2 separate regions of the Homo sapiens genome follow, and region 1 is linked to region 2. A link is a loop called in an ENCODE intact Hi-C map of the cell type or tissue named here. Cell type or tissue: heart right ventricle. All regions are shown on one strand. Each heading gives the region's core, and the rest is flanking DNA. Links, peaks and the distances in the headings are about the cores only.

Evidence for each region. Peaks named below come from ENCODE experiments on the same cell type or tissue, not always from the same donor. Only the 100,000 strongest peaks of a DNase experiment are listed, where the experiment ranks them.
Region 1: a loop joins it to region 2, with 2.7 times the contacts of the local background. A loop is called at or near these places in 2 of 110 quality-filtered maps.

Annotation. Positions count from the first base shown.
Region 1 is chr18:3,982,620-3,988,000 of GRCh38, forward strand. All of the region lies in intron 3 of DLGAP1 (DLG associated protein 1), which reads right to left. The region is part of intron 1 of DLGAP1-AS4 (DLGAP1 antisense RNA 4); the gene reads left to right. Among named protein-coding and RNA genes, the nearest start is that of DLGAP1-AS4, 23 kb to the left of the region's middle. In heart right ventricle, for the core only: no CTCF peak of the experiment used is centred there; no DNase peak of the experiment used is centred there.
Region 2 is chr18:3,792,004-3,797,384 of GRCh38, forward strand. All of the region lies in intron 5 of DLGAP1 (DLG associated protein 1), which reads right to left. Among named protein-coding and RNA genes, the nearest start is that of DLGAP1-AS3, 83 kb to the right of the region's middle. In heart right ventricle, for the core only: no CTCF peak of the experiment used is centred there; a DNase peak (open chromatin) is centred at 2,686.

The DNA of each region.
Region 1 (5,381 bases), core at 170-5,169, 190 kb after region 2:
CCTGACACATGGTAAGCCCTTAAGACATTCATTCCATTTATAGCCCTTCTTCTCCTCATCATTAAGTCTTTTCTCTCCAGCTGGTTTGGAAGCTCAGTGATGGCAAGAAGCCCATTTTGTACTGGTTGGTATATTCTACAACATTCTAGCACCGTGAGTCGCAGACTTAGGTAATTAATAATTACTTACAAATTTGAATTGAGAATGTGATGGAATGGTGGAAAATCAAAACATGAACCATCATTGCTTAGATATCTTATGAAATTTGTTTTGAATTTTTTTCTTAAGTGTCATTTTCTATAATTACTAAAACCTTCATATGATGATTAAAGAGTAAAGTGGTTTCACTATTGCTTGTATCTGAGGAATTATAATAACATATCAGGAACAAAGGTTCCCAAAAAACTTGCTTATAGAAAATATTAGATGCATACTTATTAGAGGGTTCTTTTGGGTGGTTCTTCAGAGTCAAAGGAATATAGAAAATATTTATTTTTTAGATTTATTTTTCCTTATTTGAAATTTCAAAGCAAAATTATATGCACATTTTTTCTTATTCATTAATTTAGTATTTGTAAGAATGTAAGGGTTATCCATCAGGAAAAAGAAAAAGGTACCTTGAATTAATAATGATAATTATAGTGATTGCCATTACTTAATTATGCCAGGTACTTATATAATCTCAAAACAGTGCTATAAGGACAAATTTATTTGTATGTTCTAACAGGACCCTAAATTCAACATTCCCCAAATAAAGCTCATTTGCCTGATGTACTCACTATGTGTCAGTATCTGCTTTTAACAGAGGAAGCAGCTGAACCTCCAAGGATCTGTGGCTTGCCAGCTCACACTAGTTGTTGGGGGTGCCAAGAATCTATTTTCCATGAAGTAATGTACAAAATGAGCCATCTCAAGTACCACCGCTACTTGAGACATCATTAGGTTAAAAAAATGCTTTATGTTCTCTATCAAAACTGAATGCAAGATTAAACCTGTAAAAGAACAAACTGAACAAAGAATGATTAATACCATAATGTAAGATTATGGCATTCCTCATACCCCACCCTCCTTCCAAGAACAAACAAATCTAAATTACCCCCGTTTAAAAAAGACTCTCCTATTATGAAAGAAGCACTTGTAAAACTTGCCAGAATGGGAAAATAAATCATCAGCCCATTCTAACGTCTACCGCATTGTTTAAAGAGATAACAGAATCAGCAGGACCATTGCAGCTAGGCAAGTTCTTAGACAACACCCCTATAATGACTGAGTTACCACTGAAATGCTCCCCGGGAACATGAAACTGCAACTTGTGGTAGAGGTTTCTTTCCCAACAAAAAACAGGCACAGAGAGCCTATCTGGTCAGAAATAATGGGAAGAAGAAAAAAAGAGGCTCTTGGGGACAGATAAAAGAAAATAAAAGATCCTCACGGAATGGAAAAGCTTCTGAAACTTCTCCAATTTGCAGTCTTTTGAAAGAGAAAAAAATAATCAGAAAATCCTAAGACAAAGCACACAGGATCTTAATCATTTTTCTTAATCTGCCTACACCTTGATCTCGGACTTCAGCCTCCAGAACTGTCAGGACATCAATTTCTGTTGTTTCAGCTGCCAGTTTGTGGTCCCTTCTCATGGTGACCTAAGAAAACCAAAATCCCTTGTGAGGGCAGGTCCCTTCAGTGGTCTCCCCTGACTCAGGATGGCTTCAGTCTCTACAATGTCTCAGAGGTCATATCACCTCAATTACCCCAAGTCTGCCCTGTGCTAGATCATTCAAATGGAAATCCCAAGTCTGCACTGACTAAGTCTCAGTTGCACATTTTTGGCTGCCTTGAGACTGCTTCACTTGTCTGTTCTGACAGCACTCTAAGCTCCAGGTGTCTAAAATAATTCCTCCTCTGATGAGACTGATGTACTCCTCTCACATTCACCCTGTCACCCAGGCTGGCGACTCTAAAGCCATCTTTAATGTTCTTTCCCAATGCTTCTCACAGCCAAGCAGTCATCCCCTTTCCTTGCCATTCCTTCATTTTCACTTCTTTGGCATTTTCTCTGCCTCGACCTTGGTTGAGGCCTATTTATGTTAGGCCAGTCCACAATCAACTCCTAATTGAATCCCCTGCCCCTAGTCCTACCTTGTTGCATGCATGTCTCACCAGCCCAGGTTCATCTTTCCCCTGTTAATCCATCTCGGTGTTTGGGTCTTTATTTTGCCCACAGAGCTCAGCCGGTTCTGAAGGCCCTGGCATATTTGATTCCTGACCAATCTTCACCATTGTCCCCTGCCTGTGTCCTCCATTCAGACAGGTTTATTGACCCATCCCAACCATGCCTTGTATTCACTCAGTGAGGAGCTATGTCTTATTTCCACCCTCATTGTTTTTGTTAAAGCCATTGTCCCTTCTTGGAAATCACTTGCATTTATCTAATCCTAACCCATTCTTTAAAGGTAATTTCACATCTCATGACTGTGTGAACCCTTATTCAAAGATACCAGCCACATGCATCTGCCTCCTTGAGTTCCTCTAACATATCCTGATCCCCTTTCTACCTTGATTAGCAAGAACCTCTGAGCCACATGTGATCCCCAGTGTCATACTGTCTCCCTCTCTTCCTGATGTGATTTATGTTATTGCTTTCAGTTTCATTTTAAAGTCTTTTTGTAAAACATACTTTTTCAACAAGAGGACTCAAATGCTCCAGGCCTGGCTCATACTAAGCTCTGAAAAAATATTGGCTATTAAGTTACAAGCAAATAAAAAGTTAAGCTAATTACAGCTCATGGCACTCCTGTGGTTGTCAATTTTGAATCTCACTTTTCATTATTAGCTATATTTTTTGGGCAGATGATATAACTTTCTGATCAGACTTTACTTCTTAAAGCCTGGGCCTTCGACTTACTTTTTTTTTTTTTTTAACATAGAACAAAATAAATACTCTATAAGTGTTCTCTGTTCAATGAAGAGATATATACTTCCTAGGAAGACTAACATATGTTTTAATAGATGCATTGATAAACCTGAAGGACGGGCTTACTGTTCAGTAGTGCTTTGTTCATAAATGTAGAAACATCTGCTTTGGGGTTATAGGGAAACTTCTTTCTTTTAAATTTGTACAGGCTTGAAAAATAGTTGTGCTCTATAAATACCCCAGTATGAGTCATTTGCTTAACTAAACAGCTGCTTACTCATTAGCCAAATGCACTTCATTTTAAGGCATACACTTAAATGAATTTTCTCCCATGCCTCTCTCCCTCCCCCAAGAGCCAGAAAAGTGATGTGCAAATACTTTTCTGGAATACAAAAGAGATACAGATCTGCCTTTGACATGGGGAATCTAAACTCCATGATGTAGCGGAAAGTCATCCTAGCGCAAATTCATAAGCTGTCTGTATATGCTTTGCTTGTTCTTATAACAACACAGTCCTTCATTTTCTATTCCCATCTCTCCCCACACACCTCTGGAACATCCTCCCTCTTCCCATTCAAATCCAACATACCAATTCTCCCACTGGGGCACCCGGCAGGGCTTTGTTCTTTTTTTTCCTTCTGTCACCATCGCCCGTTTCTTATGCAGGTGGATAGTCTGCGTCAAGACTGCTGGTAGAAGCCATTTATTTTAATAAGTGTAAGCAAATGACAAGTATTCTTACAAATCCTTTTGTTAAGATGGAAACACAGATCAACTTCTACAATTAGTGGCATTCAGCTATCATTTTCTATCCTTCAACTTATTTTGAACGATAAATACAAAGCAACCACTCGCATCTTTTTAAAATTTTATTTTGATTTAACTTTTTTTTTTTTTTAAAGATGGGGTCTTGCCATGTTGCTCAGGCTGGTCTCGAACTTCTGGCCTCAAGCAATCTTCTAGCCTCAGTCTTCCAAATATGTGGGATTCCAAGTGTGTACTACCATGCTCGGCTTCATGCTTTTATTTTCTTTAAAAATGGTCAATATCACCATGAGTTCCTTCTTTTGGAAGCCAGTAAATGTCTAAATGTTTTGGAAGAGTCCAGAGGAGAACTTTGATTTCTAGAAAGACCAAATGAGAAGGAACAGATACAGTCTCCAGAGTTCCAATTATAGTGTAGCTATTCTCAGCAGGATTCCAATCCAACGTGGATTTTTTTCTAGCCTGCGGAGGACATCTTCAAACGCCCAGGGCTGACATTTAGCTGTTACCCATCTGGTATGATTGTACCTTGTTAAAATCACTTTTATACCAGTTGGTAATTACCTATTGTCCTGAGCTCCCCGGATACTGGACCCTTCAATGGTGACACCCTGCCTCCCACAAAAATGTCCTATGATTTAGCAACTGAAAAGTTAATGCTCGACACAGGACGAGGCTCTGACTACGCAGAGCCATTTTGATTGGACACTGGTTTAATAACTTGACTATCACCCTGCAAATAGCGCTCGTTTCCAGGTATGTTAGGTATTAATTATTTTCTGGAAAACAATCTGACTGTGCTAGCTTTGAGAATGAGAGCATTTACCTCCCTAGGTTTATTTACCTCCCTAGGGTTTATTTTCCTCATCTGTCAAATGGTAGAGTGCCTTGGCTTAGTGTTCAGACTGGGTTCCAAAGTTGCCTCAAGGGGAGATTGCTAATAGATAGAAATCTGGCCCCACTTCCTGCAGAGCAGCTCCTCTTCCAGGCCTACTCACTGAGGTCCCCATTTCCTCGATTGTTTGGAGAAAGGATTTTGAAAACTGAATTTTGCTACCAAAAAAAAGTTTGGAAAACAAAAAACCCACTGGCTTCAATGGGCACTAATCTTTCGTCCTATTTAAAAATTCTAAAATTCAATTATAACTGTGATTAACAAAAAGAATGGCATCTGTCTACCAAAAGCAAATAGCTACATTGGGTCTACTCGGTACCAGGCATCGTTCCAAGTGCTTTGCGTATTCGAACTCACTTCACCCACAGAACTATGCCTATATTATAATTATTTTTAGTTATTAAAGTCTAAAAAGTGTATGTTCAGAGATATTTATTTTCACTTTTATAATTTTCTTAGATACATTTGAGGTTATAATTTATTCAAAGCTAACATTCCTACAATGACTATTTAATGAAATGTAATCATGATATTGTCTTTCTTATATGCTCCAATTACAGATTTCTATGCATATTTTAAAGAGCGTTTTGTCTTTAACTTTTGGATTTCATCTTGAAATCATTAGACTAAGAGTATGTGCTATACTTTATAAATTATACATTAGACTATGTATGTACTTTCTCTGTGGCTTATACCAGTGGTGCCCAACCTTTTTGGCACCAGGGACTGGTTTCATGGAAGACAATTTTTCTATGGACCAGGGCGGGGGATGGTTTCGGGATGATTCAAGCCCATTACATTTATTGTGCA
Region 2 (5,381 bases), core at 75-5,074:
CTGGGGACCACCCCCCACCCCACTATAGCTGGCTGGCTAGAGCCCTACCCCAGGCCACATCTAACCTGGTATCATCGCACTGCAGAAGCCCTATGCCCCAGCCCTGTAACCAGCTGGCCCTGTGTACTCACGGGCCTGCAGGGCAGCAGCCCTCTTCCCTAACTCCAGCTGTGGGTACTTAAGATATTATGATGGGGCTGGGCACGATGGCTCACACCTGTAATCCCATCACTTTGGGAGGCTGAGGTAGATGGATCACTTGAGGCCTGGAGTTCAAGACCAGCCTGGCCAACATGGTGAAACCCTGTCTCTACTAAAAACACAAAAATTAGCCAGGCATGGTGGTGCATGGCCTGTAATCCCACCTACTTGGGAGGCTGGGGCAGGAGAACTGCTTGAACCCAGGAGGTAGAGATTGCAGCAGTGAGCCAAGATCATACCACTGCACTCCAGCGAGACTCCATCTCAAAAAAAAAAAGATATTATGATGGGACATCTGCCTTGGCGTCATACTGATCTCTTTGATGGAAACTTTGACCTCTTACTTCCCTTCTCTCAACCCCTTCTGCATGGAGTTTGGACCTTGAGCTCTGCAATTCCATTTGCTGTCTTGGCCTCCACTGCAGACCAGAAGGAATGGGATGGTCCCACTAACCTGACAATGTGTGGCACCACCATCTGCGGCCACACCTCACCATACAGGCCAGCTTCTTTGGGCACCTGTGTCAGCCCAGATTGAGCCTGTGTTAGCTGAACTGCTGGAATAATGTACTGGGGCTTGTGCATGTACCTTCCAGATCCTGTTGGTCCTGCCTGACCCCTCAGCCTTGGACTCTGGCCCTGCTTCCTGGACAGAGCAGCCTCAGGATGGCTCATGCTGCTGCCATCTGTGAAGCCTGGCCACCGTGCTTCTTCCTCCACCTGCGGCACTGCTGGTGTCTCGACCTCCCTCAGGGACGGGTTTGCCCAACCCCATTGAGCCGCTGGGCCTGTGGAGGCTTTTTCACTAGGAGTCTCAAGGCCCTCAGTAAGTATCACAGCTCACAAGTGCGGCGCTGTTAATATCCCATGGAATACGACTCGACCAATGAAAGGCAGGAGACCAGGAGGAATTAGCAGATGAATTGCTTGCCCTCTCTCTCTGAGAAGGACTGTTTCAGCACACCACGGTTCCATATGGCCTCTCCAGAGTCATCCATGTGATCCAATGGCCAGCTCTGTTTTCTTCCACAGCCCATGTCTGATCCGTGAATGCACCCTGCCAGCCCTGCCCTCAGGATGGGCACATACCTGTCCACTGCCCCACCCTGTTCTCACTCTCACTGTCCCGGAGGGCTGTGTGGCTTTCCCTGACTTCCATCCTTGCCTCCCTCCAATTTCTTCTCGATAGAGCAGCCAGATTTATTCCTTTGAAGTGCTGCTCCTCCACCCAAGGCTGTCAGAGTCCCCGTGTCACTCAGAGTACAACCCAAAGTATTGACTTCCATTCTTCCCCCTTCCAATTTCTTCTTGATAGAGCAGCCAGATTTATCCCCTTAAAGTGCTGGTCCTCCACCCAAGGCTGTTAGAGTCCCATGTCACTTAGAGTACAACTCGAAGTGCTCCCCGTGGCCCATGCTGTCTGGCTCCCTTCCCTCCTGCCTTCTTGAGCCTAGCTCTCTCTTTGCGCTCTCTGCTGTGGCCACCCCTGCTCTCCTGCATGGCCTCCTGCACACCAGGCACACCTCCAGGACTTGCTGCTTTCTGTCTGACTCACTTTCCCCTTGCACAGCTGCATGCCCCACTCTGCGACCCCCTGACACTATCCCCTTGTGAGTGTGGCCTTTCGTAATCACTTTCTCTGAACAGCACCTCCTCCTGCTTAACTTTTTCCTTCTTAGCCGTTATCCTAGTCTTCCTTGCTCTTTATGTCACTTATCTGTCTTGCTGGTTTTTGTCTTCCCTACTAGGATGCAAGCTCTGTAAGGGCAGGGGCTACTGCCTGTTTTGTTCACTGTGGTATCCCCAGTGTCCAGCACAGTGCCTGGTACACAGCAAGGTTAAGTACCAGCTGAACAAATGAACCCATGAATGAACGAGGACACCACATATACTTAAATGCTTCATTCCTAACTCTGCACGTCTCCTCCCTTCTCCTTTGTCAAGAAGGGCCTGGCTGGCTAGGTCCCAGTTGTCTCTTAGTTCCACCTGCCCTCAGACTCTCCTGTTTGGCTGCACAACTTCCTTTAACCCTTCTCTAACTGTGGCAGCATGGAAGGTGACAGCTTGGAGGTCAGTGATGAGGCAGGAAACTTGTTAGCTAGGACAGAACATATACAGAAGAGACTCAGTGCAGCTGACAGTGTGCATTATTGTGATACATGTTCAAAGCCCATCTCAATTATAGGCATGGATTCATTTATTTCTGACTTCAAAACTCTCCGTGTCAAAGTCTTGCTCTTACTACCTTGTTGAACTTGACTATAGCAATGGGGAATGGCACCTGGAAAGGGTCCCGTGGAGAACCCACCCAGGATGCTGTCAGTCAGCACTGACCATGGGGCTGAAGGTGGAAGGTTCCTCTATGTATAAAGAGAGCTTCTCACACTCGGGGCTTTTGTGTGGGACAGGAAAGGCTGACATAAAACAATGGGATTGAGTCATTCATGTGGGACCATACGTAGCCACAAAGGTGTGACTTGGCCCACTGCCCCCCTAGAGGGCAGATTGCAGAAGTTGGCAGAAATGTCACCTAATTATCAAGGTGGCTGTGTGGCTGGGAGTTACTGCTCAATCTATTCAGCAGCGGAGGAAGCTCTGCCAGTTCTCAGCACATAGGATCTGGCTAATCTGATAACATATGGAGGAGAAAAAGTGCGTCACTGGTTTCCTCTCGCACCACGCCTGACTTCTGCAAAGCAGCTTCTCTCCCACTTATCTCCCACTGCGAAGCCTTAGGCATTCATTCCTGTGTGATGGAGTCAGCATCCTGAAGAATATGGAATATCTTAGAGATGCAAACGATCCAATGAATACTTATTTATTGGTCAGGGAGAATGTAACTGAAGCCAATTTCCCTTGTGAGTTACTCACTTACTTCCAAATTGGCATGAGTGTAAGACTCCGTGGACATATATAACTCATTCTAGCCAGGATCCAGAGGATCACAGAGACACCCACTGAGTGTCCTAAGTGACAGGGGAGATGGATGTCATGAAAAGCCAGGAAGAAACCCCCAAATTCCTTGAAACAGACACAGAGATTTTCTTATTGGAAACTAAGCTAAACACTTATTTAAAAATATATTTTCTCCCTTGTCCTCATCTGTTTTCTTTTCTCTTTTCTTTTTTTTGAGACAGGGTCTCTCTCTGTTGCCAGGCTGGAGTGCAGTGGCATGATCTTGGCTCACTGCAACCTCCGCCCCCTGGGTTCAAGCGATTCTCCTGCCTCAGCCTCCTGAGTAGCTGGGACTACAGGCGCCCACCACCACGCCCAGCTAATTTTTGTATTTTTAGTAGAGACGGGGTTTCACCATGTTGGCCAGGATGGTCTCGATCTCTTGACCTCGTGATCTGCCCACCTTGGCCTCCCAAAGTGCTGGGATTACAGGCATGAGTCACCGCGCCTGGCCTGTTTTCTATTTTTAAATTTACTTGTATTATTTATTTGTTTGTTTATTTTTAGAGATGAGGGTCTCACTATGTTGTCCAGGCTGGACTCCCAACTCCTGGGCCCATGCGATCCTCCCACCTCAGCCTCCCAGGTAGCTAGACCGGGAGATAGATAGATAGGCACATCACCTATTTTCTTAGGGTTCCAGGGCTTGTTGAATACAAATTATCCAAATAAAACACAAAGGTTCTCCTCATATATACCAACCAAAACCCACAAAAAAATTTGTTATCCTTGTATTGTATGATCTCGTTGGACATCTGGCAGTGCTGGGAGGAATGAGCAGGTGGAATGAGCAGAGCCGCAGGATTGGGCCAGTCTTAAAGAGATGCTATCCGATGGTCAAAGGGCTAATACGATTAAGGAGTTAAGGACCAACATCGCCCACTGAGTTATTGCCAATTAGTAGCCAGGTTTCCCCAGCAGCCCCAAGCAAACATTATCACCAGCATTGATTACTGATATCGCCCTTCTGTATCTCTGTTCTGGGTTCTAATGCAGACATAGAGAGAGAGAAATTAATTTGTGATTAAGACAGGCAAAGCACTCAGAACTGTAGACTCAAGATTGTCCTGGGAAATCTTCCATAGTGAAGATTTGGAGGGAACAACTCTTCTCTTCTCATTTCTCACTGGCATTTAATACTATGGAAAACATTCTGGTTGTGGAGTGTGAAGTCCTGGGCTTTTGGTTCTGCCCATGACCTGTCATTAATGCAACAGATTCTCCGGTATACAAAGGGGCTGTTTAATAATCAAATGAGATACAAATGACAAACTTTTACAATTGTAAAAACTACATGAAAACTTAATGATTTCATGAGTACTGTATATGAAAAATGTTTCTAATAATTGTAACATTCCATTGGTAGGATTCAGGTAGTGTGTTCTCTTAAGAGGCCCTAAAGAGAGGGAACATGCGCTGAGTGACAGCCCAGGAGGAAGCAGACACGTAAGGTGAGCTCGATCCACGAATATGCTCTAGACCTGTCAGTAACAGCCGCTTAGCCACTGAGCTAAGAGCTGAAGTCAGCAGGAGATGGAAACTGTCGGATCCTCACCATGCTATCAAAGCAAATTCCAGCAGCAGGCACATTGCTGGTAAAAATAATGCTCAGAATTCATATTTTAATCACTTAAAATGCATTTACTCATAGTTTCTTCTTCATGGCTGAGGTGCATCACGACCCTTCCATGAGCTATTATACTCAAAGATAGAAAATAGTATCAGATGCTATGGACTGAATTGTTTTCCTCCTGATTCATATGTTGAGGCCCTAATGCCCAGTGTGATGGTATCTGGAGATGGGGCCTTTGGGAGGCAATTAGGTTTAGATGTGATCACAAGGGTGAGAACTTCATGATGGGAATAGTGTTCTTATAAGAAGAGACACTGGAGGCCAGGCACGGTGGCTCCTGCCTGTAATCCCAGCACATTGGGAGGCTGAGGCAGGTGGATCACGAGGTCAGGAGATCGAGACCATCCTGGCTAACATGGTGAAACCTTGACTCTACTAAAATACAAAAAATTAGCTGGGCGTGGTGGTGCACACCTGTAGTCCCAGCTACTCAGGAGGCAGGGGAATTGCTTTAACCCGGGAGGCAGAGGTTGCAGTGAGCCGGGATCGCGCCACTGCACTCCAGCCTGGCAACACAGCAAGACTGTCTCAGGAAAAAAAAAAAAAAAGAAGAAGAACACTCAAGAGCTCTCTCTCTGTCTGCCACGTCAAG